Regions from separate parts of the Mus musculus genome. Here all the other regions are linked to region 1. The links are chromatin loops, found by intact Hi-C in ENCODE. Cell type or tissue: left cerebral cortex. All regions are shown on one strand.

The links. A loop is a pair of places that touch in the nucleus more often than their neighbours do. Peaks named below come from ENCODE experiments on the same cell type or tissue, not always from the same donor. Only the 100,000 strongest peaks of a DNase experiment are listed, where the experiment ranks them.
Region 2: it touches region 1 in a loop (2.8-fold over the local background); 2 of 42 quality-filtered maps call a loop at or near these places.
Region 3: a loop joins it to region 1, with 2.8 times the contacts of the local background. A loop is called at or near these places in 2 of 42 quality-filtered maps.

The regions. Positions count from the first base shown.
Region 1 is chr11:26,957,700-26,965,699 of GRCm38, reverse strand. No RefSeq gene overlaps it. Among named protein-coding and RNA genes, the nearest start is that of Gm25387, 360 kb to the left of the region's middle. In left cerebral cortex, a CTCF peak has its summit at 3,910 (motif pointing right); DNase peaks (open chromatin) are centred at 2,232, 2,545, 3,400 and 3,916; H3K27ac peaks cover 1,855 bases.
Region 2 is chr11:26,069,113-26,077,112 of GRCm38, reverse strand. All of the region lies in intron 1 of 5730522E02Rik (RIKEN cDNA 5730522E02 gene), which reads left to right. Among named protein-coding and RNA genes, the nearest start is that of Mir6372, 130 kb to the left of the region's middle. In left cerebral cortex, a CTCF peak has its summit at 3,011 (motif pointing right); DNase peaks (open chromatin) are centred at 572 and 3,012; H3K27ac peaks cover 214 bases.
Region 3 is chr11:26,056,961-26,064,960 of GRCm38, reverse strand. The region is part of intron 1 of 5730522E02Rik (RIKEN cDNA 5730522E02 gene); the gene reads left to right. Among named protein-coding and RNA genes, the nearest start is that of Mir6372, 140 kb to the left of the region's middle. In left cerebral cortex, no CTCF peak of the experiment used is centred here; DNase peaks (open chromatin) are centred at 3,315, 3,483 and 7,504.

The DNA.
Region 1 (8,000 bases):
TATAAGCAGTATAAGTCTTGGTGGAATGTTGTCAAGGTGCATTTTCTGAAAAACTATGAGTAGAGGTTTTGTTTCTTGACAGAGCTGGGTATATCATTTGTTGTTTGGCAGGCAGGTTGCTTATTTTTCCCATCAAAAAAATTAAAATGTACATAGGTACTTCTATTAAAACATACCCGCCACAAAACCATTTCCTAGTTTGAACAACTATTTCACGTGGGTATCTCCCAGATAGGCTAGATTTTCCTATATCAGTTTCGGTTAACCAATAAATCTGTCAACACATTAAGTATTGCAGATTTGGGAAACGGCTTTCATATTTGTATTCCTTTCCTGGGGTAATTCTCTTACAGTGAATTTGCATCATAAATAAAAGCTTCAAGTGTCGCTTTTACTTTCTTCCCATTCTTGAGAAAAATGAAAGCCTTAGAGTGAAGGGCATGTTTGGGACCCTGAGTAGGTCACAGTTCCAAGCTGTAATTTCAGCAGACAAATTTGTTTGATTCCTCAAGATAATAAAAGAAGACACTTGGTTCAAAGTTTCAGCTGTCCGTCATGTTGATCTTCAGTGTCTTTGTGGTCTAGCCCAGCATGCTCTAACACTATAATACACAAACATTAACTTTAGAGGGATACTTGTTTCCAAAGCTCCATAGAGTCTTCTGCCCTGAATGTTGGTCTTTCTGTGCATGTTCTCTTTCTGTCTACAAGACCATCTCTACAAATACTTCCCTAAACATCTCCATTGCCAATACTCACCATTTTCTCAATCCTGCCCTTGCAGCCTGTGTGACTCATTATAGCACAGGGTGTCTGATCATTTTGTCAGACAATTCAACTATTTCAGATATCTTTTTCACCTTTGGTTATAAAATCATTTCTAAGTATAACAGCTCATTCAGCATAGGCCTGAGCAATAATTACCTACCATATTTCTGGACTATTATGTGGATGACTGTTTGAGTACCTAGAGTATGCCTAGCTATACGTGTACTCCACTGTGGTTGACCCCCAAATGGGCCACCCAAGAGGATGCCATTTCTTACACAATTTCCTCAACAGTACTTCTCATAAGAAGACTATGGGGGCATTTCTTTGCCACAGCAAAAAGCCAACAGAGTATTCTGATCTTACCACCCACATATCCAAAGCCTCTGTCACTGGCATCATTATACTGTCAGCAGGTCTCTTCACTCATGGACCAATGCTAAGCCTATTTCCTTAGATAACGTATCCCAATAGAGGAAAACAGTTCCAAACTCAGCACTTCTCAACATGAAGGTCAAGCACTGGGTGCTGTGCCCTGAACTCTGGATTTGGAGACCTAGTTCCACCCATAGTCTTGACCCGTCAAAAAGTCTTCAGAACTCATCTGTGGATAACAGCTATGACTATGGGATCCAGTTGACCACTGAAACAGCACTTTAAAGAATCAGGGCTACAGTAGAGCATGTAGAAATGTCTGGTATGAATTATTATTTAATAAGTCAAGGCTATTGTCAAGGTTAATATGTCAAGGTTATAACACAATATTTAATAAATAAATACATCTACATACAGCTACACCTCTTAAGTATTAATTTGGGAAATTCAAAGAATGACTGAGTCCAAGGTGTGGTCTGAGCTCTATTGACTGTTGAAATTTCAGTCTGAAAAGTAATCTAAAGTCCTTCAGTTAGTTTTTGAAAGACAAAACAGCCATCTTGGGGAGGCAGTAAGGGTGTCCTCTCCCTTCCCTCCGGAAGCAGAGGCTCTGAGGCTGCCAGGTAAATGGCACACACACATTGCATAGAGCATATCTCCACAGGCCCCATAGCAACGACTTTCAACTCTTTTCCTCTCCTGATTTGCTCTTTCTCCCTCTATCACTAGCCCTGATCAATGCAGCAGGTCAGCCTGAAAGAATGGACAGCCTCCAAGCCACATACATTTAAACCACTTTAATGCAAATATTGATCTTAGGAAAAAGGACACAGAATGGGCTCCCACCCCCTACATACACACACTTTTTAGTGAACGTGCCTTTTTCCTAGGGTTCTACTACCCATAATAAAATAAATCCCGTAGAGCAGTATTCTAGCATCTTTTATTCACAGGAATGCAGAAGTCACCCAAGAGATGGGCCAAATTCAATGCCAAGTATGCAAACCTCCTTTGTAGGTACTTTGGTAGACTATTGAGTCATATTCTCTTAATCACGCTTGGAACCCTTCTCATATTTCCTAGGGGAGCTATTCTGGTCCACACAAAGGCACACTATCAGAGTGGGTGTGGTATTTTGAATCACAGGAGTAGTTGTGCAACACCCATGTCCACTATTCGAACATTTATTTCTTGTGTACCCAAGATTATCAAAGCATTGTAGCAGAAAGCCACTGTCCAAGAGGCAGAATTAGCAACAGCGTCCAAGTAGGAGCTGAAGCCCAAAAGGAGAGAGATCAAGGGCAGGAAGGAATTCTAAGGGCCACTTTGAAATTCGAAACTAAAAAGATCTGATATTCTATCTGTAGGCATTTTCAGGCTAGAATAGGGTGGCGGTTGGGAGGGGGAGAAAGGAGAAGAAAAACTGCGTGTACAAAGAAAGCTTGCTTGGCCTGTGGCCAAGAAAAGAGGCATCACAAACTGGGAGGAGTTTGAAGGCAACACAAAAGAACCTAGAGCCAAAGGACAGAGGGGGAGACAACCCAACTTAAAAGCTCTGGGCCAATGCTGGTTGCTTCAAAGCCGTGCTAGCTTCTTATACATGTTTGTCTCCCCCAACACCAAGGGTTTGTCACTGCTGTTGTCATCTCCAGTGACTGGAAAGCAAAATAAAGCTGCACAGGCTCCCCCACCTCTACTGAGATGGCTTCAGACATGGAAATAGCCCAGTACAACCTTCACCACAAAGGAGCGTTCCTCTCTCGCTTCCCTTTGCTCCCTGAGACGCATCTTTATGCAAAGGGGCAGATGTCATCATGACAGGGACCAGGAGATGTGTACATCAGGTGGACAGAATGTTCACTGTGGGCTTATCAGCCTAAAAGCTGCAGATAACTGGAGGTGAAGAGAGAACTGAGTGGTATGCAAAGTGGGAGGCCAGCTAGGCAGAAGGAAGCCTTTGACCTTGGAGAGGCGAGGCGGAGTCGTACCAAAGTGTAGGGTGGGAGTGGGGGAATGGAATGAGGAATTCCGTGCTGTAATATATTCTGGTAAAAATGGGGCTGTCATCTTGAGCTACAAGTTAGAAAGTTATTACTTTTAATATGCCACTACCTTAGGCCTATACTGTTATGTAAAAGAAAAATAACCTTGTGTGACAGTTTAACATTGATCGATGTGCCTGCCAAACGCGAAGAGATAAATAAGCAGGTGATGAATAAACACCACTTCAAGTAAAGACATTACGCCGCATGCATAAAACGGCGCCAGGCACCTAGGAGCTGTGGGTGGCCGAAGGTTGGCCATTTCATGCCCACTCAGTAAAGCAGACTTAATCGCTTCCAATATTTTCTGTTAAAAAGCACGCTTAATGAGCCAATTTCACAAGCCCAGAGAAACTGATTATTATCTCCGAGTTCCAACAGAGTTGGTTGTTTTCCAAGAGCCAGCTCTTTTTTTTCCTTGATGGGATAAAATCCTTTTTTAAAAGAGAGAGAGAAAAGAGAGAGGGGTGCCAGAAGAGAGAGAGAGAGAGAGAGAGAGAGAGAGAGAAGAGAGAGAAGGGGGAGTGAGAGAGGGAGGGAGGGAGAGAGGGAGGGAGGGAGGGAGGGAGAGAGAGAGAGAGAGAGAGAGAGAGAGAGAGAGAGAGAGAGAGAGAGAGAGAGAGAGAGAGAGAGAGAGAGAGAGAGAGAATATGTGAGCCAAGGAGCCAGCCTGAGGGCACAGACTCCTGCTCACCAGGCAAGAATGGCCGCTAGATGGCAGTGTTACCCTGCAATCTGCCCCAGGGCCCAACTAGGTCTGGACAGAAAGCTAGGAGGGTAATTAAAGCTCAAAGCAGCCGCCTGAAGAGTTCACACCCTACCACAGTGCAGGCCCTTTGTCCAGTTTCTTCATGCCCAAGCAGCTAGAAGGCAAGAGACAAAGGGACAGCCCCCAAAGGCCTCCGTCCCTCTAACAAGCAAGGTTTGAGCATTGCCTGCTAGGCTTCCTTTCTTTGGGTGCAAGAGTCCTTTCTCTGGTGACATATTTACACGGAGAGCTTGGCCATCACTGTGTACCTTACAGGATGAAGCAGACGACTACTGGGGGCAAAAATTCCAGAAGACAGAAATCTCACCTTTACCTTTTTTTATTTTTTTCAGGAGAGTGGCCCCTTTTCTTTTCTTTTCTTTTCTTTTCTTTTCTCCTTTTCTTCTCTTTTTCTTTTCCTTTTCCCCTTTTCTCTTCTATGCACTTTGCACACTCCCCCGCCCCCACAACGTTTGTTTTTGTTTGTTTTTGTTTTTGTTTGTTTGCATAGTTTCAGTAAGAGGTCTACAAAAATGGATACGAATAGGGTGGAAAATGGATACGAATAGGGTGGAGGGAAAGAGAAAGACAGTGCCCATGATGGTGAGAACAGGAACATATAACACTTTGTGTTTCTGACTGAGTTCATGAGAAGGCAGCTCACTGAAGGCCTGAGAAGTACTTTTCTTTCTGGTTAGAAGTTGCTCCTGTAATAACAGACTATGACAGAAAAGCATTCGTATTTTCTCGCCTTGTTTTATAAAATGACAGGTGCATAAGGAAACAAACACCCAAAGATGGAGGGAAAGGTGTGTGTTTGCTTGCTTGTGCTTGGTGAGGTCCAGCTCGCCAAGGCTAGCAAGGACCCTTGAGGTCTTTTGCCTGTCCTTTTGTCTCCAGGATGACACCTGCCCAGTGAGGCTCTTGAGTAACTTCTCTGCTTCGGGTGCCTTCTCCAGTCACCTGTGGTAAATACGCTCTGGAGTTGGTCCTTTCTACAGTTCCGTTTCTGTTTTATCCCTAGCATCTCTGCTTTGCTGCTCTACAGAAGCAGACTCCAAGTGGTATTTTCTCTGAAGCTTCTAAATGCTCCTCAGACGTCCTGATTCTTCTCTGTAATGGACCAATCGTTGCTAAGCATTACTTCATTCTTCTCTCATAGGTGTCTAGAAGTAAAAGATAAGAGCCGAGAATTATTTTTGCTCTATTGCTAACTCTCTTCTCCTTTGAATCATCAGAGACAAAATTAACCTCAAAATTCATGAATTTAATACTTCTGTCACACATCTTGAGAACATTCTCTTACAGAAAAAGAACACACATCAATTATTTGGTTAGCTGATAAGAAATGAAAGGCCAAGTTTGGAAAATGTTCAAGTTTTCTATGAATATTCATAAATAATGAACTTGCATCTCAAAATTTTCGCATCACAAAAGTTAAAAGAACATACATAGTAAGTGATATCTGAATGTATCATTTCTGAGAGGGGAGGGTCCCCCAGACGTCCACTGTCTTTTCCCACAACAGTGTGTTAGGCACTGTGAACAGAGCCTGGGTCTACTGTCCTCGAGCACACTGGCTGGTGGCTTCAAAACAGTAATGAGGTCAAGGAGAACGGTCTCCAGAGTTGGTCCCTTGCCTGGACCTAGGAGGTCCTTGATGGCTGCTGGACTTAATTAGTTGAAGAGCCAGGAAAGAATAATCGTGTTGCCTAGGGCTGCCACAAATGGATACTGTACACCAGCTGGCTTGAGAAGACAGAGACTACCTTTTTTTTCACCATTTTGGTAGTTTCAAGTGTGCAGTGTTCAGTTCTGAGGGAAAATGCATTCCTTTCCTGTGTTCAAGCTTCCAGAGGCTGCCAGCCCTGGAAAGTTACCACGTGACATGTCAGGTGGGGTAGATAATTCATAAGATGGTGGCAATAATCACGGTACCTTGTAAATCAAATGCTAATTTGCAAGCCTTAAATACATATAACTTGTAAAATGGATATTTATTAATAAGGGGATGGTTTGCAATTCAATCCAGCTCTGAGGTCACTTGCAGCAAGAATGCTGGAGGATACGGCATCCCAAAAACTTCGGATCATGCCTCCCAGTCAGTAAGAAAGATGAGAGGGTCAATTCGAACTCTTCTACATGCTAGTTGAACCTGCACCATTTGTTGAAAATGCTGTCTTTTTTCCACCAGATGGTTTTAGCTCCTTTGTCAAAGATCAAGTGACCATAGAAGTGTGGGTTCATTTCTGGGTCTCCAATTCTATTCCATTGATCTACCTGTCTGCCACTGTACCAGTACCATGCTGTTTCTTATCACACTTGCTCTGTAGTACAGCTTGAGGTCAGGCATGGTGATTCCACCAGAGGTTCTTTTATTGTTGAGAATAGATTTGCTATCCTAGATTTTTTTTGTTATTCCAGATGAATTTGCAAATTGCTCTTTCTAACTCTGTGAAGAGTTGAGTTGGAATTTTGATGAGGATTGCATTGAATCTCTAGATTGCTTTCAGCAAGATAGCCATTTTTACTATATTAATCCTGCCAATGCATGAGGATTGGACTTCAGAGACTTGAAGTTCTTATCATACAAATCTTTGACTTCCTCAGTTAGAATCACACCAAGGTATTTTATATTATTTGTGACTATTGTGAAGGGTGCTGTTTCCCTAATTTCTTTCTCAGTTTATCCTTTGTGTAGAGGAAGACCACTGATTTGTTTGGGTTAATATTATTTCCAGATACTTCACTGAAGTTTTTTTTTTTAATCAGGTTTAGGAGAATGGAAATTAATCCATTCTTATGTCCTTGTACAAAGTTCAAGTCTAAGTGGATCAAGGAACTCCACATAAAACCAGAGACACTGTAACATACAGAGGAGAAAGTGGGGAAGAGCCTCAAAGATATGAGCACAGGGGAAAACTTCCTGAACAGAACAGCAATGGCTTGTGCTGTAAGATCAAGAATCCACAAATGGGACCTTATAAAATTGCAAAGCTTCTGTAAGGCAAAGGACACTGTCAATAAGACAAAAGGCCACCAACAGATTGGGAAAAGATCTTTACTACTTCTAAATCCGATAGGGGGCTAACATCCAATATATGCAAAGAACTCAAGAAGTTGGACTCCAGAAAACAAAATAACCTTATTAAAAATGGGGTAGAGAGCTAAACAAAGAATTCTCAACTGAGGAATACCGAATGGCTGAATAGCACCTAAAAAAAAGTTCAACATCTTTAATCATCAGGGAAGTACAAATCAAAGCAACCATGAGATTCTACCTCACACCAATCAGAATGGCTAAGATCAAAAACTCAGGTGACAGCAAATGCTGGCAAGGATGTGGAGAAAAAAGAACACTCCTCCATTGCTGGTGGGATTGCAATCTGGTACAACCATTCTAGAATCAGTTTGGCAGTTCCTCAGAAAACTGACATAGTACTACAGGAAGATCCAGCAATACCTCTCCTCGGTATATACCCAGAAAATGTTCCAAATTGTAATAAGGACACATGCTCCACTATATTCATAGTAGTCTTATTTATCACAGCCAGAAGTTGGAAAGAACCCAGATCTTCCTCAACAGAGGAATGGATACAGAAAATGTGGTACATTTACACAATGGAGTACTACGCAGCTATTAAAAACAACAAATTTATGGAATTCTTAGACAAATGGATGGATCTGGAGGATATCATCCTGAGTGAGGTAACCCAATCACAAAAGAACACACATGATATGCACGCACTAATGAGTGGAATTAGCCCAGAAACTCAGAATACCCAATTTGCAAAACACATGAAACTCAAGAATAAGGAAGACCAAAGTGTGAATACTTCGATCCTTCTTAGAAGGGGGAACAGAATACCCATGGAAGGAGTTACAGAGACAAAGTGTGGAGTAGAGGCTGAAGGAATGACCATCCAGAAGCTGCCCCACCTGGGGATCCATCCCATAAATAACCACCAAACCCAGACACTATTGCAGATGCCAACAAGATTTTTCTGACAGAAGCCTGATATAACTGTCTCCTGAGAGGCTCTGCCAGTGCCTGGCAAATATAGAAG
Region 2 (8,000 bases), 890 kb after region 1:
TGTTGGTCGGCTGATGTAGCAGAAACAGTGAATTTCAGGTACAGTGAGAAACTCTTTCCGGAAATGTGGTGTGGAGCTATAGAGGAAGATCTGTACTCATGCGTGCGCGCGCGCGCACACACACACACACACACACACACAGTGCACACATATATACATATATCATTTACAAATATTCACATACACAAGAAAACTCTGAGGCTGAAGGTGTAACTCAGTGGTGTTTGTTTATCATGTATGACTTCCTGAATTCTATCAGTACCACCACAAATGAACAAACAGACAACAACAACAACAACAACAAGTTGGCAGAGAGACACAAATTGACGGTCTTCATCCAGCTGATATTTCAGAGCTAGGTCCAACACATCCAGCCTTACCTATTATTGTTTTCAGGCATCATAGCTGCCAATGCTCTCCTGTGGAAGAAAACAGTTATTGATCATTCAAAAGCAACTAAGAAGGTGGCTTTCCATCTGATACTGCTCAGAAAAAATGAGCAGCTTAGTTCTAATACTTTTGGAAAATTCCAAGGGAAATTGCACACACAGAGTCAGATAGAACATACACTACAGATGGCTGTGCCAACCTCACTGGCTCACAGACGGCAGAGTGTTAGCAGAGAGCATCATTTCAAGTTAAGCTTCACGGCCTTGTAGTTAGTCTTTAAATCATGAAATATTTTCAGACTCCCTCTGTTATTTATTTTTCTTCTTTCTTAGGGAAACCCAGGAATCAGAGCAATGCTTTTCTTTGCTTGTAATGTTAGGGGAACTTGAGACCTTCTTAAGTTCACAGAATTCTTTCCAAGATGACAGAACTGGGCTCAGAACTCAGGTGCCTGAATGTCCATCTGAGTCGTCCCATTATTTGACAATTTGCTCAGGGCCATGGCTGATGACTTAGCACTGATAACTGTGCCCTGATGGGAAATGAAACCCGAGGGCCAGGGTGCTACATTTATTTGGGGTTTAGGTCTTGGCTGAATGAGAAGGGACAAAGGGGATTTCCTATTTCTAATGAGCACTTAAGGCTTTTCATCTTTTAAAGGCTGTTTTCTCATCATACGCAGTAGAACCTGTTTTTAAGATATCTTCTTAGAAAAAACACAGATTCTCCTCAATCCTACTCAACCCCCCTTTTCAGTATGTTGGATCACTTTTATTAAGTGAAAATGTTCTGCAGTCTGAAGGGCTGGGCAGCTGTTAGAAACCCCCATGTTCCCACTAGCCGGGGGGGGGGGGCGGGGGCGGGGGGATTGCCCCGTTCTTTATTTCCTGGCTGCTTGGCACAGTCCTTCCACAACATACAACAAACCCCCATTATAAAGGATTATATGATAAGTCAATGAGCAAGTGAAATATGGCAACCAAATGGTGACTCCCAATTACATGAAAAACGAGTGTAATCACCCCTGCTGCAATGCCTGTCTGTTGGCAAAGTGTTTGATCTCCTTGAGAAGCATTAAAAGAAGGCCCAGTGCATTAAATAAAAATATCAGCTCTCTGTGTAATCACAAAAGTTAATACGGTCACTTAAGAAAAAGGTCTAATTGGTGTCCTAAAGGGAAACCTACTAGGCTATGTAAAGTAGCTATTATAAAAATGTTTAGCCTTCAGAGTGTATTTCAGACAGTATTTTTGTTGCCAGGTTTGTCAGCCAAAAATTCACTAAGCAGATTTGTTAGGGGCCATAATCTCTAAAACAGACATTGGCATAGGGATTAAAGATCAAGAAAATTATATACGTTTTGTATTCATATGCCAAGATTCCTTTTTCAAATAAGTTTATTTTGTGTGGGATTTAACCAGAAACATGGCTATCTTTGTTTGGTATTTAAGGCAATAGCATTTCCTGTGAAGGAATTAAAAAATAAAAATAAAATAAAAAAAATGACAGTGTTCCATTCACAGATTTAGGGTGGTTGTGGACTAGGCCAAGCTGTCTTGACATCTCCCTTTCTGACAGTCTTCAATGTAATGCTCTCTAAGGATGCTCATCTCTAAAATGCTATGATCTAGATCTAGTCTGGGTGATAGATCCCAGATGCAGCAAGAAAAAGTTCCCTTCGCTGTGATAATATAGTCTTCAGTGTTCAATAGAAGGACTGGTTGCTTTCCTCAACCAGTTGTTAGAAAATGCTAGAAAAAGTAGGAAAATGCAGTCTGGATTCTCATTAACTCATATATGGAATGCTTTCCCCCAAACTGTGGAGAGTTCTGGGAGGTGGGCAGGGTCATTTGCGAGAGCTATATAGAATAACACTTGACTTCTTTACACTTTTAAGATGAGTGTGGATGAAACCTATGGTAATAATTCATAACTTCAACAATACGTTAACAGAGAAAGCCTAGCCCTATAGATAACCAACCACAGGATACCAAAAATTAATTTACTTAGATGGAAAGGGAGTCATACATGATTTGTACAGGAACCTTCAAAGGCACTTATACTAAAGCGTTTCTGAGCCACTTTTAAATTATATCTTCATCACACAAATGAAATCTCGCATGGAGAACCGCTGACTGTGAGAAGTGGCCAGCCATCTTCCCGGGCTTTATTCAGACTTCACATCCAATCACAGGGGCAGACATAAATACATCACAGTGCTTCTGCAAAGGCTCCCAAGGTATCTATATAAAGACAGACTGCCAGAGGTCCTCCCGAAGAGATTGCTTTCCCTCCATCTCTCCTTTTCATTTTGCAATCACTATATTAACTCTGAGATCTATCTCTTAAAAAGAATTTGGAAACAAATTATAGGCCCCTTTCTGGCTGCAGGTATAATTTTCCATATTTTCTTGAGACAGATTCTTAACACACTGAAGAAATTGTTACTAAATGGGAACTCTGGGAAGTATCTGAACTGAGCTGAGGCTTCGACATCGGAATTCCACCCAGAGAGCAGATTTCCAATCCTGTGGCATCCAGGGACTTCTGTCTCAGCTTTGCATTCTGTTCAGTACAACAGAGAGGCAAAGAACGTGCCTGCTGGCCGTGTTCATGCTCACATAGACACTAGGGGGTGTCCAAGGACCAAACGTAGTCCTCTTTCCCTTCAGTCTTGTCTCCTCAGTGCTCAGAGGTCCAGCTAACTTAAAACACAGGAACTACAGGAAAAATCTATCCAATTAATTCCTGTTTTCTGCCAAAATGCATGATGTGGGGTCAGTCTCCTCATGAGTCCTGATCCCCCTGGTCCTCTGGCAGCAACTGTAATCTCAGGGTTTTGAATCCTAGGCTATCCCATGATAAGCCACAGGTACCAAGGCGTGGGGTACAAGCTGTTTACCTGTGTTTGCCTGAAGTGTTGTGTTGTGGAAGTTAATTTCAGTTTAGGTCTGCCCACAGTGCACTATGGCAGGGGGGAGACGGCAACAAGGCAGGTCTCTGCCCTCTCATTTTCCTGTGGTTCCGATGGCTTTTTAATGTAGATTATTTGTTGATTACTTCTTATTAGCCAACATTTGCTTTTGCTACTGAGGACATCTTTAGGACTTTGGTCTTGGGCTTCTTTATGAATACCTATTACTTCTTAATTATGATGATCTAATAAGATACGTCTTTCATTTTCATCTGCCATCTCTCTTCCCCTGTGATTCTTTTCCCTTTACTATTGGTCCCCAAGGGCATGTTACAGGCTCGTTTTCTTTATTGTTCCCATATTCCTCCACCCCTCCTGGTGAATTAAAAAAATAAATAGAATGCATTTTAAGGATGACAACAGTAATAATAAAGCCAGGAAATGCTTTCCAGCTAAATGCACTCATTTGAGGGCCTATTGAAAATAGTGTAAACCTAATTGAAGTAGTCAACCCCTCCCATACAGGTCAGGCTACACGCTATTAAAATGAAGGTAAGACAAAGCTGGTGACATTTCTGCATTTTCCAGTCTCACTTTTCCTGAGACATATCAATAGTATTGACAATATTATTGCGTTGTGCTTCTTAGTGACCTGAGCTGATATATTGTGGGCCAGGATAATTCTTTCTAAATGAAACCTTGTCGAATTCTTTACCGAAACAGCAAAAGGGAAATAATCATGATTCAATGTGTAGGAACTGAATATCAAAATTGTATCATTTGATGATCCAATAACACCAATCATTTAGCTTATATGGACACTCAATGCCCTCCAACTGTAGCTGTGAAAGGTTTAAGTATATTTCATAAATATGGGGGATTATGGAAATAACCCAAGAAATGTCTTTTGTGAAATGACCAAGGTGGTTGCATCTGTGAAGAAGGATCTCATATTTATTGCATTACAGCTTATGCAAGCTCATCAAGAGTTATTCCTTGGTCCAAGGCTCTTAGTGAAGTTCTGTGAGATGGAACTGCCGATCACATTTGATGGCAAAGCACTAGCAGCTGGGAAACTGCTCTTTCTCTCCCCTCTCATTTCCCAAACAATGTTTGCACTGATTAATACTATGCAACAAGACATGACGCAGAGATTGTGTTGGCATTGTATTCTGATGACCCCACACATTGTGTGCGCTCTGTGGTTCCTTTTGCTGTTCATAGTTATATGGGTTTATCAGAAATTACATGTCAGGCTCCCGATGAGTGTAATTGTATACTGATTGTGTATAGTTTTTTAAACCTCATTATTAGCCTTGTATGCAAACCAAATAAAAGGAAAGTTTAAAAAAGGAAAAAGAAAATAGCCTCCACTGGACGTCATGTCAGAGCCCAGGTGTTTGAGCCGAGATGCAGGGGGGAAACAAAATGTTCTCTCAGGGACATCTGCTGCAGCCATGTGCTTGAAAGGGTCTTAATGAATGGAGGGGAAGGAGAGGAGAGGCGAGGGCTTGCAAGAGCTCCAGAGCTGTGCTGCCTCCCCACTCTGCTCTCCTTGCATGTATGACTCATTTAATAACAAGGCAGGGAGGACACTGAGAAATGGGCTGAGCATGCCCTCATCCACGGAGACTTTCATTAATTGGTGCCCTCATGGCAATTTCTGAGTTTTGACCCTCTTCTTAGTATCCCCTTTAACAGAAAAACAAAACTAAGAGCACCTCATCTATGTAGCTACAAACTCAGGGGAAATCTACCCAGGAAGGGCAATGAAGTGAACAGTGCTTTCTTCCCCTTCCCAGGACTGTGCCCTTCTGCCCACTGACACCTGAGCCATTGATTGGACACTTCTAAGTTGGCCATTAGCCAGCTTTTGCATTCTGTGGATTCAGGAGCAGGAAGCTCAGCAGGGAATGTTGAAGTATTACATACCAAGGACGAGGGCCATTAGAACTCGACTCAACTCTAATGGGAGAAGTACTTAGTTCTCTTTTAAAAACCTCTAATCAGTATACAGTGTTTCAGCACACAGATGTTAGCAGCAGTGTGAAGGCTCTCTAATTGTCATCTAAGTTATCCCTGCCTAAGGGCTCCCAATCAAATTATTAGACTGTTGCAGTGAGTCTGTGACTCTTGGTTGCACCTTGCAAGAGGGGTATTTTCTGTAGTGATGAGAAGCAGTGGTTTCTCCTGGGAAGCAAATGTGCCATTATGGACTTATTAGGTCCTTGATTAGATCTACAGCTGATAACTGAGTAGATTTTTTTTTTTGAGAGAGAGAGAGAGAAAAAAAATATTGCAGTTCATTTCAATCTGCTTCCCTCAGCCCACTGGGTTGTGGAAAAGGAAGTAGATGGAATAGCACTAAAGGAAATGTGTGCACTGTTATTTTTCAAAAGTGGTTATAAAAGTTAATAATCAAATCTTAACAATTTGTGTTTGCTCTTCAGGCTTAAGGGTGAAAGTCTTTCATAAATTGTTTGTTTTCTTTGCTTCTTGTTTTTCAAATCCTTGGGCTTCTGTCAGATGCTTCTGACAGGGCTGCCAAGACCTAAGGAGTTAAACATCCAGAGTGATAATTAATTAATTAGGCAGGCCCAGAAAGTTAACCTCTCAAGTTTCCTTCCTGAAATTCATGTTTATCTGATTTGCTTTAATAAGTGCCTTGCTATTGTACTAGTTTTACATACTTTAATTTGGAGATAATTACAATACTATAATTCACATTTCAGATACACATTAAGTTTTCAAAAGATATCAAGCCAGATAGTTCTCTTTCACATTGTGCTTAATTTTTTTTTGTAACGTGTATGTAACCTGAAGAATAATTGTGCTGGCTGTAGTCATATCTTTTAAGTCTTTCTATTATGAGGCATTTATTTGATTTTAATTGTAGAACCATTGGTCATATTGAGTTCATTTCCTGTTCATGTTGATTTCATGGGTCTCTCCATTAGTATTCAATTGCACAGTAATTAGTCATTAGTTCACTGTGATGTCTCCAAGCATGTGTATACTTACACTCTCATTTTCCACTGAGTTTCTGCACTCCTATTTGAATTCTTTATTTCTTAAGGAAATGGTGGTCATGCTAATACACTAGATCTAATGCCAGTTCTCGAATTTATTATCAGTTTGCTGAAAAGATCCTTGTCCAGGCCAGCAAGAAAGCTTGATGTACCAGAAATGATGATATAGGTTGGCAGAGCTGGCAGTGCCTGTTGACTGAAGCACTAGTGACTAGGGGTGGACCAGACACTCCGCAGGGGAATTCCACCATACACTTGAGTTCTGATTATACCATCTTCAGTAAGAACATCGTCAATCTCTGAAGAAAGGTCAAATTCCCAGCTTGGTACTAAGTTCCAATAATGTGCTGAATCTTGTCATTTTAACTAACCAGCTTTACAGATCTATTTTCCTTTATAAGAAGAAGTTGGGTGTCTTAAATAGTCAATGCGTTAATTAATTCCAAATTTGCTACCTTCTTTTAAAGCTCACATTTTATCTAAGGTATTCACTTAGCTCCCATGAAAAGTAAATATGTCATCTGTCACGGTCTGTCACAAGCTCGTAATTCAAAGCCATTAGAAAATTATTCCTGCTTTTTATTTAGCTGGCTTTACATTGTTGTCCTAATTAAACTGGAATCTTATATCATTTAAATGTTAGACTTGGCAGAGCTAAAAGAATAAAAAAGAACATTGCTTTCTGATTAGTTGAGTTAATGTTTAAGAAGCCTTGACTGTGTGATGAAGAGACTATTTGCCTGCACTCCCAATAGGAAGTAAAGAGACAGATAAGCAAGATCTCCCAGGGGTCCTTGTAGAAAGAATAGTTTTGAGGCAACCTGTTGTTATGCCCAGTCCCTTTGAGGTGGTCCAACAGAGCTTTAATTCTTACGACTTTTTAAAAAAGTATTTCATGATACTTTGTATAAATGCTCTGCAGACCTAAATGTGCAAATGAATCTTGATGAAATGTATTCTGCCTGAGTAGGTCCGGAGTGGCCTACAAAACCTCCTAGTCACACAAGCTCCCAGGTGAAGCAAGAATGCCTGCTTCCCAGTTCATGCTGTATGCTGCAAAAGTGTCAGTTCATTAAAAGTAAATGGAATGAATCAGAAAGTACACCTTTTCATCTAACTTCTTCCTCCCTCCCTCCCTCCCTCCCTCCCTCCCTTCCTTCCTTCCTTCCTTCCTTCCTTTGTTTATGGTTTGTGAATTGAGAAATAATTGTCAGCCTTTTACATCCTGATGCAGAAGGAAGGTAAATTCAAGGACTGGACTAGTGAGATCCTGTTTCAAAGTCTAAGCAGAAGGATGACTGGAGAACTAGGTGGTGGCAGAGTACTTAAAGAGCCTAGGTTCAATCCCTAGCTCTGGAAACAAAAGAGAAATCACCGTCAGATTTTTGAACAATGGGAGCTGTTATTGGACTTGAAACCTTGTCATGATGCTCATTTTTATTGTAGTTACTGCTATATAAGCCTCTAAATCAATGTTTCTTACTTGAGAACCAATTGGATTTTCTAGAGGAAGACAGTGCTCCACACACACACATCCCCATGACTTATGCCTACCCATTGCACAGGGCTTTTCCACACACTTTGCTAGACATTTAACAACACTTACTATACGTCTGTATCCCTTTTATCAATGTATAAGAATGACCTTTTAGCAGGCAGTTCTTTAG
Region 3 (8,000 bases), 900 kb after region 1:
GTTCTTAGAGACCAAACATAGAAAAGAACCTGTTAGTCCTGTGTTCCACAGCTAGCTATCTAGAACTTGCTTCATCTGGCCCTGCCTTATGGAAGAGAACCCAGAAGAATGTGTTAGCTGAACGTCACAAAGTGCTCCTGGGTTTGTCTGAGTATACTGATTTTCCAGAAAGTCACACTATGCACAGCAGAGGACATTTCTCCCCCGTACTCCACTGTCACAGGTTTCATTGTCTCCTCTCTTGCCATGCATCAAAATGGATGGTATGACCTTAAAAAAATGAGGGAATTGTATACTGACCAAAAGATGATGCAAACTGTAAAGTTAAGTCTATGAATTAGGAATTACTTATATTTACCACACATTGGTGTTGATGTTGGAATTTATTATTTCCTTCAAACAGTACCGTTCTCAGCATGCATCTTGTGTTTCTGTATATCCCAAGCAGATAGCTATGAAAGTCAACTTTAGTATGTTACACAGGCCTGTGGAATTCTATGAAAGTCTGTTATAATGTTCAGCCATGTTCTTGCAAGAAAGTTGCATGTGAGTTTCTGAACCAACACTGTATAGATAACCTGCTACACTTTGTCCAAATGACTGTGGGACTCTATGGGCAGGCATTATCTGTGGGATTACAATCCAGACCTTTTGACAGGAGCCCTGTACTTTTCCCAACAGACAGCTCCTTGAATAACCTTCCTCTTTCCTGGTCCCCACATATATGATTCCTTAAGGCCTGAAGGGTCTCTCCAAACTTCTGTTTGCTTGATGTATATAGACCCAGAAGTAAACATTATCAAAATGATCAGACTTGGTGTGAATTCAGACACAGGCCAGGTTGTGGTCAAATCAGAGTTATTAAACAAGATTATATAAACCTGCTTAGAAAATGGACTTCAGAGCTCTACAGAAGTGTAGAGATCTCAGATCTTTTACCCACATTTAAGTGATTTCTGTTGCTTTTTCTTTTGGGACAGGGTCTCCCTTTGCAGCTCAGGCTAGCTTGGGACTCAAGACCCTCCCTCTGTCTTCTGAGTGCTGAGATTGCTAAGAGTGTGCCAGCATACCAGCTAAATATCTGTATTTAAAGGGGAGTTAAGAGAACTGAGGAAAAGCAGCATTAGTGAGTTAGGGCAATGGCCTTTGTGTTCTCTTCTCTCTCCCCTCTTTGCCCCCAGCCCCTCTACCTCTCCCCTTCTAGCTCCTTCACTTCACTTTCCCATATTCTTTAGCACCGCTGACAAAGGAAATCAGAAGAAAATGGAAATAATAGAAAAGATTACTTTTTTTTCTTACCCATGGACTCCAAATAAAAGGGACATAGCATTAACTCCTAAAATGATTTGCTCTTTGCTTCCATCTGCATATCTGATCTAATTATACTATTAAAAGGCGAAGGCAAAGGGAGACATTAGACTAACAAGTGAAGTTCTTAACTTGCACCAGAAACACGATTTGCTCCATGCTCAGCCTCCTTTTAACAGCTCTTTGCAGCCCTTGATGCACAGCAGGGGGAGTGGCATTGGCCACCCCAAGGCAAAATGGATCAGTGTGCCTCTGTATGGAAAATTGGTCCATGTGTGATTTAGCTTTGAGTTGTGTTGTGTTTCTTATACTAATATAATATTGTTCTAGTGCTTGCCCCTGATTAAAGAAATAACATAAATAAATAATTTATAATTTAATTAATAAGGTATAATATGCAAAGCACAGTAATTTCAAACAGCTTGTAATGTCTCTAATGTACTTTCAATTTTTTATTTTACATAAGGGCTATATTCATTATGTAGTTATGATAAACATACTAATGAATTTTATTACAGGAACAAATTTAAACATGTAAATGAGATCAAATAGTATTAAAATGCAAACGATGGTGAAACTTATTACAAACTAACCTTGCCAATATACATGGAATGATGTTATTTTAAAACTTTGTGAGTTGTATCTCTTAAACAAAGGCATTGTCTTTTACAATGTCCCTGAACATAAGAATTGTGAATTGCCTGCTTTATTCTCACATGAACACCCCAACCAAAAAAAAAAAAAAAAAAAAAAAAAAAAGTTAACAGGAATCTAGGTTTGCGTGTAACTTTGGATGACAATTAAAATCCCTTTTCTTGTTCCAGCGAACAGTAATCTGTGCATAATTACATTCAAATGAGATATTAGCATTTTTTGTGCTTACTCTTTGTTAATTGCAGAGTTCACTCACCATGCTGATGCTTTTGATGGAATCAGGCAACCTTATTGACCTGGTGCCATAAGGTGAGTTGGGAAATTCTAGCATAGTCTTCATTTTTTTTATTTTGGCATTTTAAAGAGTCCTGCTGCTTTTATTACATTCCTGACACTTTTGTTAATAAATCATTGCAAAGTTAATGAAAATTGCATTCAGGCATATCCAAAATAATTGTGTCCTTTGTCATGCTAATAAATTGAAAGCTGTTGATCCAATGGGCGAATGCATGCCTGTTCTGGGGAAGGTTGTAAGCCGGTGCCTGTTGCACTGACTTTCGCCCACATCACCTGTATAAAAGGAAAAGCGGGAAAACAAACGTCAATATGCTTTAGTCTGTATTTTCTAGAGCAATCTAATTAAGTCAGCAAGTGGCTAAATTATATCTACATGGAAATATAGATATATTTGTGTTATGATTTATGAAAGGCTGTTAATATGAATACAAACCAGCAACAGTGTAATACTACACTCATAAAAATAGGAAAACCATGTTTACCTGACCTTTTGGTCATGCCTGGGGATTTTCCACGTTTATATATGACCCACTTGATTTAAAAGTCGCAACTGTAATAACCCCACACTCGTTTCTTAAGTCTTCTTCTACACTAATTCAGAAGCAAAGAGGAGGAATGTGACTTTTTATTTTAAAAAAAAATATTTTTTGGCAAAGCATCAGATCTTTTCCCTCAATAAACCTTAAGTGAGCAAGGAGGTCAGTGTGTATGTCTGGGAGATAAAGCACTGTCATTCACACACAGTGTGAAGCAGAGCTCCCTGCTCCAGGTAAGGAAGAGAACTCAATTCGGAAATACTTATGCTCTTGTTCGATTTCATAAACACACACACACACACACACACACACACACACACACACACGTGTGTGTGTTTTTCAAATTTATCTCAAGGAAGAACTGCAAGTTATTGTTGTCTTGGGAGTTCTTAATTTATGCAGTAGCCCATCATGCTGATTTTAGGTAGGTATTTATTCTGCTATTCAATCAAAAAGCATAGTTTCCATAACAACGGCCACATCAGATGAAACGTACAGCTTGGCATTTGAAATACAGGACTTCTTAGGAGATACGCTTCCTGACATATTGTGTTGAACTTGTGTTCTTTTCATTTTCTTTTAGCTAGCAAGATCTGTGTTTCTATAAAGGACCATCGCAGTTTTGCATAATTATTACAATCCATCTGCACATTTCCAGGATTTATATTAAAGTAATTAAAGCCATTTTGTATTAGTGGTTGCTGTGTGGAACCAGCTTGGATGCAGGATTCTAAAAGTTCCCCCTCGCCTGCTTGCTGCGTTGTAATTTGGAGAACAGAATGTTCCTTAAATGAGGTTTGGGAATACTGCATTTTTTTTCTTTCTTTCCTTTCTTTGCAAAGTAACTTTTTTTTTCCTCCTGTGGAAAATGGAATAAAAGGTTCACCTAGGGACTGGAATTAATGTAGTCCTTCAGCCTAGGGTTAAAAAGAGCAAAATCACAGCCAGCAACATTGTACAAACTCTAATATATTTAGCTTCTTCTATGGAGAAATAATAAGCCTGTGTTTCTAAGGCAACTTTCTCTCAAAGAGCAGCAAGCTATTTAATTTATATGCTCATTTTCCCTGGCGGTATTTGTTCAAGATAAATGAGGACAGGAATTGTTAATTCCATTTTATGGATGGGATGATTGAGGCAGCGACAGATAATGTCATAAAGAGCAGATAATGAAGCTCGTAATGTACTGGGCAAGGATAGACACACGGCAATGAGTAAGAACTAAGATATGTTACATCAAAGCACCGACAGAATGGACTGCAAGTGCGGGGCAGTGTAGTGAAGTTGCTGAGAAACACCGAGTAAATTCTGGAAGCTTGCAAAGGAAAATCTGGAACAGACTCACTCTCTGACCTGGGTCTGAAGCCCCAGTGTCTCTCCAAAGGTTCTTAAAACTTAGGCTGGATTTACAAGTGTTCAGGATTTGTCTCTCAAGAGTTTGGTTATTGCAAGTGGTCCATAGTAGAGAAGAGAGCGAGATTGTCTAGGTAAGTATATAGGAGTTTTCAAAATAAGGATTAATTCACTTAAAAAAAAAAAGAAATAGGGAAACTGTCTCTCAAGTGCAGAGGAGTCTTGGTTTGCTCTGTAGAATACACTCTCTTACATCAACCTCTCTTTGATAGAAGAACAGTGAACAGATAGAGGCATCAAACTCACTCTATGCTAAGGCATGTATCTGCAGACATTTACTGTTGTGCTTGCTCACATGTGGTTTGTAACTCACCATCCTGTGACCACAACATCCATAAATATGCTAGACCATGCCTAACATTTTCTATCACTAACTGAAACAGCTACAAAACTCATGGGCTCTAGACTTCTGGCTCCTTGTGTAACAATGGAGTTGCATAGTGTGGGTGCTCAGAAGGTTTTTGAACAGAAATCAGAGCTTTGCTCACATTTTGTTTGGTGTTTAACATTGATAAATAGGAAGGAAGGAGAAGTCCAACTAGACGTCACCCTCACTGGCGAGGTGGTGTACATGGTCCCAGGAGGAGAGGAGTCTTTACAGTCATCTTGGTTTCTGTTCATATTAGGGGTCATTCAGTTTTTGCAACTGAAAAAGCAACTGTGATGTGAGTTCCACAAACACAGGAGCATAACCTGAAGAGAGCTTTCAAGCGGGAAAGAAGACATTTAGAGGAACAGAATTTAAATTGCACTTTGCAACGTAGCTATTGAAACTATGCAACTCTATGCTAGCAACATATTTTGAAAGTAATTTAAAGAAGTTTTGAATTTATTTTATAGATGTTAGATCCCAGTGAAGTTAGACATGAGTACCAAGCAGAACTGGGGGTAAGGCCATCCAAGATGGAAAGAGGTCAAGTTGAATAAAGCCTGTAAGGTGGGGAAAGGAACAAGAAGGATCATGTGTGCAGGAAATACTTTTGGTACTTTGCTTGCCAAATTGGTTCTAGACACACATTGGCAGCCCCACTATTTTTCTATGGTTCTTGGGGCTTATGCATTGGATTGTATATAGATAGTTCTCCCCAAATAATCCTAGCAGGAAAACACACACACACAAACACACACACACACACACACACACACACACACACACACACACATACACACACTTCTAACATTTCTAGTGAAACTATCAAAATATATCTATACATGTTCACTACTGGCAAAATGCAAAGCAATATGAATAAAGGGCTGGATAAACTTTCTATTAAGGGTAGAGAGAACTCTACTTTGCTCTTTGCTGATATGAAGGAATAAGAATGCCACCAAACTGGAGCAGTGCCTGTTGTTTGAAATATAGAAAGTGAATCGACTTATGTACTCCTCCCTTTCTGGTACTTTGTTTGTCTGATTTTCTAAATAGAGTTTTGCATCCCAAACTGCCACTTAGGAAAGATTGATGCATTTGATGCTTCTGTGACTGTGTCCCGACTTGAGTTCTGTGCCTTGGTACTTCATTAAAGTGTTGTAGTAGAGTAAGCCTCTGCTGCCACAGAGAATCATAAAAGCACAAACCATTTTGGGTAGCTAGGGTCTTAGAATATTAAAACTTCCAAGGTATGAGATTTATTTTTTATTTTTTATTAATTAATTATTTTATTTAATTATATCCCAGATGTTGCCCCTTCATAGTCCCCCCTCCCAGGGTTCTTCACCTCATCCTCTCCCCTTCACCTCCAAGAAGTTAACCCCCAGGCATCCTCTTTCTCTGGGGCATCAAGTCTCTACAGGATTAATTGCATCCTTTCCCACTGGGGCTAGATAAGACAGTCCTCTGTTTAACATATGTTCTGGGGGCCTCGGACCAGCGCCTGTATGTTCTTTGCTTGGTGGCTTAGTCTCTGTGAGCTTCTAGGGGTCCAGGTTAGTTGACACTGTGGTCTTCTCATGGGTTTGCCATCCCTTTCAGCAACTTCAATCCTTCCCCTGACTCTTCCACAGGGACCCTGACCTCAGTCCAAAGATTAGCTATAAGTATCTGCATCTGTCTCAGCTGAATGTATGAGATTTTTAATCTCAATGAATATCCCCATCATTTAATGATTTTTAGTCTCAAAGTTTTTCTTTAAGTTTATGTACATCAGAATAAGATCATCTAAGATCTAGCACTGTAAAAGGCCACATTACATCATGCTTATCATAAAATCATGGTGCTTACACAATAAGGTATAAAGTATTACTTTTGCGAGTTCATCTCTTTAGGCCCAATGTTTTCATTTGGGAGCGTAAACTATACAGAATATTTTGTGAATTGTTGATCTTTCCATAATTTTTCTTAATTTGTCTTATGATGTTCAGCATTTTATAATTCAGGGAATTATTTTGTTCTTGGTGATCATTATATACAATATAGTAGTTCTTGTGGGAGAAAACTTCCTTTAATCCAGAGCCACTTGAAGACATCTGTAGGAACATTCAGAAGGGAAAGAAAATGAGGCCATCGATGGCAGTTGTGTGCACACGTCTATGTATGAAGTCTACTTCTGTGTAAACCCCTTAGTGGGCTCCCATCACACACACTGAGACTCATCATGGCCTGCTCCTTTTTATCTGGCTACACCCTGCTGTGCTGGGGCTCCTGTGGATAACTTGCCTTTCTTGAAGACTTTTCCAGTTTTTGGTGTTTTCCTGCTGTATCCTCTCACTGCTGAGCAAATACACTTACATGCTTTCATTTGGACTAACTGAGCTTCGTTCAAAATAATGCTCACTACTTCCTAATTCCTTGGCTAAGTTATATTTTTGAAGCTAGATTCTCATATCCACCCTGGATCTTAGAATGGTGAATTACAGATAGCAATCACTTAAGAAACCAGCAATCCACATGCATCCACAGTTCAGGTATAAAGAAAAGTGTGTTGTTTTTTCCCCTACAGACCTCTGATGTTTATTAAGATCAATGGATTTGAGAAGGAAAGATTCAGTCAAGCATCATGAAATTCTTTGCACTGGATTTGAGTCACCAGCTGGTGATTTTCCATCTTTTTGATTACCCCACTATTGGGACCTCCCTGAAGGTAAAGGGTCCAAATTGCCTACTTTTCTTTTCTTCACCTTTTAATTTCCTGAGTTACAGAGACATAAACATTTTCTGAGGCCTTTTCTGATAGTTTACATATTATATATTTAAAGTAATACCATGGAAAGCTGCTGTGATGGCTCATCGTGGTTGTCAGAGCGACACACCCTAGTGAGGGGCTGTGAACGGAACAACTGCCTGCATCAGATTACTCTGTAAGAATATGTGTTTGGAGCATTTTCTTAAATGCTAATTGATTTAGCTCAGTGTAGGTGATAACCATCCTTGGGTGGGTGGATCTGGGCTGTGTAAAAACAGTAGCTGAAAAATGAGCCCAGGTGCAAGCAGTGAGCACTGCTGCTCTGTGGCCTTGACTTCAGCTCCCACCTTGAGTTCCTGTCTCAGGTTCCCTTTGATAATGGACTAATAACCTATGGACTAAAATTAATTTTTTCTTTCCCAAGTTGCTTTAGCCATGATGTTTAGCTCAGCAACAGAAAAGCAAACTCAGACAGCTGCTATCTCTACAATCAAGGATGGGAGAAATCTCCATTTTTGTTCCAGAGTGCAGACATCTGAAATTCCAAAGTTAAAGGTTTGGCTCTCAGTGGCAGTGGCAAGTAGCTGTGGGTCTGTGTAGGATCTGTCATAAATGAAAGGTGACTAGGCCAACAAGAATAGATTGGTGGGAATGAACACATAAATTGCCT